2 separate regions of the Homo sapiens genome follow, and region 2 is linked to region 1. A link is a contact called in ENCODE Hi-C or POLR2A ChIA-PET data. All regions are on one chromosome and are shown on one strand. Each heading gives the region's core, a stretch centred on a gene start or an enhancer-like site at or near the end of the contact. The rest is flanking DNA. Distances are from core to core; before and after follow the strand shown.

Region 1 (3,791 bases), core at 618-3,117:
AAACCAACTACCTGGATTCTGGGTCTTTTTACTGTGTTATTTGTCTGTAATTACATGATGGCTGTTTTTTTTTGAGACGGAGTCTCGCTCCATCACCCAGGCTGGAGTGCAGTGGTGTGATCTTGGCTCACTGCAACCTCTACCTCCTGGGTTCAAGTGATTCTCATGCTTCAGCCTCCTGAGTAGCTGGGATTAGAGGCGCCCGCCACCATGCCTGGCAAATTTTTGTATTTTTAGTAGAGACAAAGTTTTGCCATGTTGGCCAGGCTGGTCTTGAACTCCTGACCTCAGGTGATCCACCTGCCTCAGCCTCCCAAAGTGCTGGGATTACAGGCATGAGCCACTGCACCTGGCTACATGATAGCTCTTAAATGACAGCATTTACCTGTCACTCATTAAAGCTGTTCTCTGTGCTCCTTGGAGCTTTGAGGTTAATTATTCCCAGCACTTTGAAGTGTGGCATTTACCTGGGTGATTTTTCCCAAGATTCTTACTATACTAATAAACATATTTTTAGGCTAGGTCCAGCACAATTCTAGGTTGCAGTTCTGGTTGCACCTTTGCAGGAGTCTAACTGTTGTGGCTTCTATCTCTTGAAAATGATATCCCCATGCCCAACCTTTCAGCTTTGAAGAGAAAGCCTTGTGTTCTGAATCTTTGAAATATTTGAGTAATTAAAAAGGGCTGTTTCCCCCAAAATTTACTCAATTCTCAGTCTTTGAGAATTTTTTCTTATGGAAGAAAAAATTGGGATAACAGTCTGAAAAATCAAAATTTCAAAACAGGCCGGGCACAACGGCTCACGCCTGTAATCCCAGAACTTTGGGAGGCCAAGGCAGGTGGATCTCTTGAGGTCAGGAGTTCGAGACCAGCCTGGCCAAATGGCGAAACCCTGTCTCTACTAATATTACAAAAATTAGCCAGGCATGGTGGTGTGTACCTGTAGTCCCAGCTACTTGGGAGGCTGAGGCACGAGAATGGCTTGAACCTGGGAGGTGGAGGTTGCAGTGGGTCGAGATCGTGCCACTGCACTCCAGCCTGGGCAACAGAGTGAAACTGTGTCTCAAAAAAAAAAAAAAGAAAAGAACAAAAGGCTGGGCACAGTGGCTCACGCCTGTAATCCCAGCATTTTGGGAGGCTGAGGCAGGTAGATCACCTGAGGTCAGGAGTTAAAGACCAGCCTGGCCAACATGTGAAACCCTGTCTCTACAAAAATACAAAAAAAAAAAAAAAAAAAATTAGCTGGGCATGATGGGCGATGCCTATAACCCTGTCTCTACTTAAAAAAAAAATACAAAATTAGCTGGGCGTGATGGCACACACTTGTAATCCCAGCTACTCGGGAGGCTGAGGCAGGAGAATCACTTGAACCCAGGAGGCAGAGGTTGTGGTGAGCCAAGATCGTGCCATTGCACTCCAGCCTGGGTGACAAAGCGAGACTCTGTCTCAAAAAAAAAAAAAAAAAAAAATTAAAAAAAATCCAGAAAACATGCTTTCATTTCAAACTCAAACTCTCAATGAAATTATTTCTAAGAAAAAGAAAAGCAGTCACCAGGTGTTAAGTCTCTCGGCTTTTCAGCTTGTTCTGGTTGAGGTAGAAGAAATGAAACTAGAAGGAGAAGAGGAAGATGGAAAAAAATAGACATTCTGCCCTCGAATTACCAGAATTAATTGAACTATTCATTTCCTTCTCCTTCAGTTTCAAACCCAAGTTGCAGTAATGAGACAGTCACTTACCAACAGGTGGGGCTGAAATAGATCTCTGGAGATCTCCTGGATGTCGACTAGGAAAATAACCTCCAAATAGCACGTTTCCACTCTTTTCACATTTCTTTAGCAGGTGTTTATGTCTACTCAGCAGGCAACTAACCACTTAGTAAAAGAAGCACAGGCCAGGCTGCTCTGGGCATTGTTCTGTTGCTGCTGCATCATAATCATAACGTGCTGACATAGTCTCTGCAGTAAGAGAAGAACGGCACTGGGGAGGAGCAGCCGTGCAGGTCTGCCCCTGAGAGGAAGTGTGGTCAGCATTCCCATGGAGCCCTGACCGGACCGCTCAGGAGTGGGCATTCAGGTGGTGGTGTGAAGTTTTCAGAGGATTTCTTGGAGAGAAAAGTCAATTTAGCAATAGTATAACCACGGGAAAAATATCAGACTTTACATCATTGATCATACAATTGATAATTTATTATTCACTTTCCCTATATCCCAAGTTTCAGAGACTTAAACATATTTAAGGCACTTTGAGCCTCTGTGAAGAAAAGCGTTAAAAGAATATAGCATTTTTAGAGGGAAACTGCTTAGAAACAGAGCTGAGGCCGGGCGCAGTGGCTCATGCCTGCAATCCCAGCACTTTGGAAGAGCAAGGCAGGAGGATTGTTTGAGCCCAAGAGTTTGAGACCAACCTGGGCAACACAGTGATACCCCATTTCTATTGAAAGAAAGAAAAAGAAAGAAAAAGAAAGAAAAGAAAGAAAGAAAGAAAAAGAAAAAGAAAGGAAGAAGGAAGGAAGGAAGGAAGGAAGGAAGGAAAAGAAACTGAGCCGAGGGCTGTATAGCATGAATATTTAATGATATTAGGCTCTGGTGGTGGTTCAATGCACTTGATTGGCTGAGTCTCTTTCTGCACTTGTCCGAGTGGTTCCCCTGTTATTGTCTCAGATGCTCTGTTTCGCCTATTCTATGTTGAGTGCCATCTTTTGGATGGACAAATTCTTCCTCTGGTCATACCTATAGTCCCACTGAGTAAGATTTCTTCATTGAGCATACTTATTGCATGATCACAACTTGCCATGTTCCTGTTCTTCCTGCCCAAGGGCCAGAAAATATTTTTGCATAGATCTGATCTCATCTCTTAACTGTTGATGATATCAATTTAATTCTGCGGTACCTTGATTAAACTTTGGTATTATCTCACGTCCATTTTTTGAGGCTACTGATACATTAAAAAGAGAAGAAATACCAAAAGAAGGAAATAAAAATAATGGTATATTTAAAATATTTACCTTCAAAAGCGTCTTTAAAATGCTTTTAAAGATGCACAAAATATAAAACTGTATGTATAACTTCATTTGGAGATTGTAAGTCTGAATTTGTGGCACTTTGTCAAAGTGAGGTCCGTGAGCAATTAGCCCTCTTTGTCCCTCATGAGATGGGCCTGCCTATTCACGCCTGCATGGGATCTTCTCAGCTGCATGTCCTAAGCTTGGGATATGAAGCTTTCCTGCCACATTCAGTCCCTGGTGAGTGCAATGCAAGGTACATTCTTTTGGTCAGCTCAGTAATGAGTACTTACTATTTCCTGGGCACCATGCCATGCTGGACCACAAAGGTGAACAGTCTCTGCACTCAAGAAGTTTACCATCAAGTGGAGAAGGGGTCATGTAAACAGATTATTTCAGTGTTATGTAGTGATAAGATAGAGGGGTGACAGGGGATTCTAGGAGCACAGATGAAGGGTACTTAGTCCAATTGGAGGATTTAGGGACGGTTTCATGGAGGAGCTAATATCCAAGCTAAATCCTGAAAGATTAGTCAGTCTGAGCAAAGGCACAGAGGCATAAAATGACAGGGTTTGAGGGGTAACTACAAATGGTCTGGTGTTACATAAAGTTGAAGGGTTGAAAGAAAATGAAGTTCACGGAAGAAGAGCCTAGATGATGGAGGGCTTTGAAAGCCATAACTAGGTGCTGGGACTTCATCTGCTCCAGTAGCTCTAATAAAGAGTGTTACATGGAGAGATTTATGTTCTGAATTGATCATTCTGAGAGCAGAGTGAAGGATAGATTTGG
Region 2 (3,326 bases), core at 8-2,507, 80 kb before region 1:
TCTGATGGCTTTCACACTACCTGGAGAATAAACTTCAAACTCAAAAAATGAATCCAAGATTTCTAGCTATATCTTTTACTACGCACCTGCATGAGCCTTCTAATTTACCTTCCTCATTTGTGTCTATCCCATCTTTCTGCCCAAATGACTGATGAACTACTTTTCCATTGATTTCTACCTTCAAGACCTCCCTCAAGTCCCTAATTCTACAAGAAATCTTTCCAGACTATCCTGTTAAATAATTACTTCACCATTTAACACTCCAAAAACTCTATAATGCTCACAAGTTAATTTAATGAAGGCAATGAAAGATCCTAAAGTTCTTCCAGAATTAAAGAAACATTATACTGTATCCTATAGTTTTAGCATTAAGATTATAATTTTTAAGCAGGCACTCCACAAATACTCTAGCCCATACATGTAGTCTATATACATCATAAAAGTGAAAAAGTCCTCCCAGTCCAAAGCAATTGCACTCTCCCTCTCTTTAAAAAAAAAAAAAAAAGTCCTTTGACAATTCAGAAGCTGGTAAATGACTGAACTAGAGAATTACCTCATTGTGTGTAAATAACAGGCCATCTTATGAAGACAGCAGAGGCAGTTACTGGCCCTAATTCTTTTCTTCTCAACTTGCCAATTATAAGTTTAAAAAAAAAATAAGAAAGAAAGAAAGCTTCAAAGGACTACATTTCAAATCCTCATCAGAATCCCTGCTCCCATCCCTGCCAGAAAACGAACACAAATACAAAAATCTTTACATAGTCCACAAAGCAAGAAAAATTTTCAGGCTGGCATGCCGAAGCTGTTTCAATGCTAACCTCAAACTAGTAAGGGAGAAAGGGTTTTAGTTGCGGGAGAAGGGGGCAATGGGAAGCTAAATAAGCTTCACAACAAGTGCAAATGATTGAGACTGGAGGGACTGAAATAGCCTAAAGGGTACAGACCCACTGAAAAGGGTACCAACGAATAGAACCATTTGTTTAAGAGCTGAGAATCAAGACAGGTCAGCAGAAATCCAATTTCCTATATTACCAGTATCTTAATTTTTAGGCAGAGTAAAATAGAAGAGATATACTTCATACGCATAAACATGTTCAGTCTACACTAGTGTCCAGAACTCTAGAATTTTTTAAATTCATCCTTCCCCTCTTTCTCCAGCAAGTAATGCCCTTTGACCAGCAGCTGGGAAGTCTCATTTTAAGTGATCAGCATTCCTCTGACATTCTAAGAGGTTAAACTATTTGTTTCCATAGAAACAGCTTTGTCAGCTAAGGCAGAATTCAAGCCAAGAAAAGTGAAAAGAACTTACATTATGCAAACTGGAAAAGCCTTTTCTACTGTCCTTTTAGTTTCTCTTCTCCGGTTTTTCACAAAACTCAAGGCTTTCTTATTCTATAAAAAAGAAAAATGAGACAATTGATCAAATGTACATGTCTGCAGTGTTTTGGGGGGTAAAGGAGGAAGAGAAAGACTAATTCAATATGATAACCAATTCTGTCTGCAGATAGCTAGGATTTCTTAGTCAGAAATCATAAAAATGCACCATGACCCCTGTATCTAATGGACATCAATTTAAAAATTTATGTTGTTGTATATTAGTGCTGTTAGGAATGTCAAATGGAAACTTTCCAATAACACATTGGAAACAGTCTGGCAATTCCTCAAAAGGCTAAACATAGGGTTACCATATCAGCGATTCTACTCCTAGGTATAAATCAAGAGAAATAAAATCATACATCTACACACACACACACAAAAACTTGTACAAAAATATTCATAGCAGCAGTATTCGTAATAGCAAAAAAAGTAGAAAAAATCCAAATGTTCAACTGATGAATTTATTAAAAGTTGTATAATCCTATATGAAACATTATTGGAAAATAAAAATGAAGTAGTGATACATGCTACAACATAGATTAACCCTACAAACAGGATTTAAAGAAGCCAGCAGCAAAGGACCACGACCACATACTGTATGATTCTATTTATGAAATATCCAGAAGAGGCAAATATAGAGAGACAAAAAGTAGATCAGTGGTTGCCTAAAACTGGGGGTGAATGGGTGGGAGAATTATGGCCAAGGCATGCAGGTTTCTCTTGCGGAATGATGCAAATTAATTGTGGTGATGGTTGCACAACTCTAAATATACTAAAATCCACTGAATTTGCACACTTGAAAGGGATGTGTCAGAGGGGTTTGAACCAGAACAACTCCATCTTGAATAGGGGCTGGGTAAAATAAGGCTGAGACCTACTGGGCTGCATTCCCAGGAGGTTAGGCATTCTAAGTCACAGGATGAGATAGGAGGTCAGCACAAAGTCAGGTCACAAAGGCCCTGCTGACAAAACAGGTTGGGGTAAAGAAGCGAGGCAAATCCCGACCTCTGGTTGTGCTCACTGCTCACTATATGCTAATTATAATGCGTTAGCATGCTAAAAGACGCTCCTGCCAGTGCCGTGACAGTTTACAAATGCCATGGCAACGTTAGGAAGTCACCCTATATGGTCTAAAAAGGGGAGGAACCCTCAGTTCTGCGAATTGCCCATCCCTTTCCCCCGGAAAATTCATGAATCCACCCCTTGCTTAGAATATAATCAAGAAGTAACATGTCGGTGTTCTGCCTATGGAGTAGCCATTCTTTCATTCCTTTACTGTCATAAACTTGCTTTCATTTTACTCTATGGACTTGCCCCAAATTCTTTCTCATGCAAGATCCAAGAACCCTCTCTGGGATCTGGATCGGGACCCCCTTCGGGTAACAGATGAATTCGATCGTATGAGAGTTCTATCTCAACAATGCTGTTTAAAAAATACACAATGAAATAACACTACAAACAAGAAAATGGCTAAAATTAAAAAGTGACAATATTAAGCACTGGAGAGAATGTGAAGGAAGGGGAACCTCTATATAATGCTGATGAGAATGTAAAATGGTAGAGTCTGGCAGTTTCTTAAAAAGTTAAACATACAGTTTCCATATGACTGAGACATTCCACACAAGAGAAAGAAATAAACATGTTTTTATCTGTAAAAATCACAAAGAAAGATTTGTAATGAGTATGCATAGGAGCAATATTAATAATAGTCTAAAACCACACACTATCCTTCAGCTGGGAATGAATAAATAAAAAATAGAATACAATGGATAAAATGGAATAAAATGGATAAACAAAAAATGCAATAAGAAAGGACAAACTACTGACATATCCAACAACACAGTCTCAAAAACACAATGCCAGACACGAGTATGATTCCATTTGTGCAAAATTTCTAGAAAATGCAAAACTAGTGCTATTACAAAAAGCAGTTTGGTGGTTTCCTGGAG

The links. Hi-C counts contacts between places; a loop is a spot of excess contacts on that map. ChIA-PET counts read pairs that join two places held with the same protein, here RNA polymerase II (POLR2A). Pooled maps may share reads with other maps.
Region 2: a loop to region 1 is called in a map of GM23248, with 1.9 times the contacts of the local background. The contact joins the enhancer-like site here to the promoter of GARIN2 in region 1. A Hi-C loop is called at or near these places in 6 of 168 maps with a recorded cell type or tissue (GM23248, MCF 10A, astrocyte of the cerebellum and 3 more) and 5 of 50 pooled maps. POLR2A ChIA-PET finds 5 or more read pairs at or near these places in 7 of 52 experiments (CD8-positive, alpha-beta memory T cell, IMR-90, PC-9 and 3 more).

The regions. Positions count from the first base shown.
Region 1 is chr14:67,187,516-67,191,306 of GRCh38, reverse strand. It overlaps GARIN2 (golgi associated RAB2 interactor family member 2), which reads right to left and starts at 1,867. Exons shown (of 8, transcript NM_001395907.1): 1 at 1,738-1,867. LOC105370538 (a long non-coding RNA gene) reads left to right here and starts at 1,943. Exons shown (of 5, transcript XR_007064215.1): 1 at 1,943-2,074. It also overlaps a transcript of GPHN not described here. RefSeq lists an enhancer at 3,781-3,791.
Region 2 is chr14:67,267,767-67,271,092 of GRCh38, reverse strand. PALS1 (protein associated with LIN7 1, MAGUK p55 family member) reads right to left here. Exons shown (of 15, transcript NM_022474.4): 2 at 1,310-1,392. It also overlaps a transcript of GPHN not described here. Among named protein-coding and RNA genes, the nearest start is that of PALS1, 28 kb to the right of the region's middle. Within about 2 kb of position 1,257, at least 2 of the 41 ENCODE cell types and tissues checked have a DNase peak (open chromatin) inside an H3K27ac peak, as active enhancers do.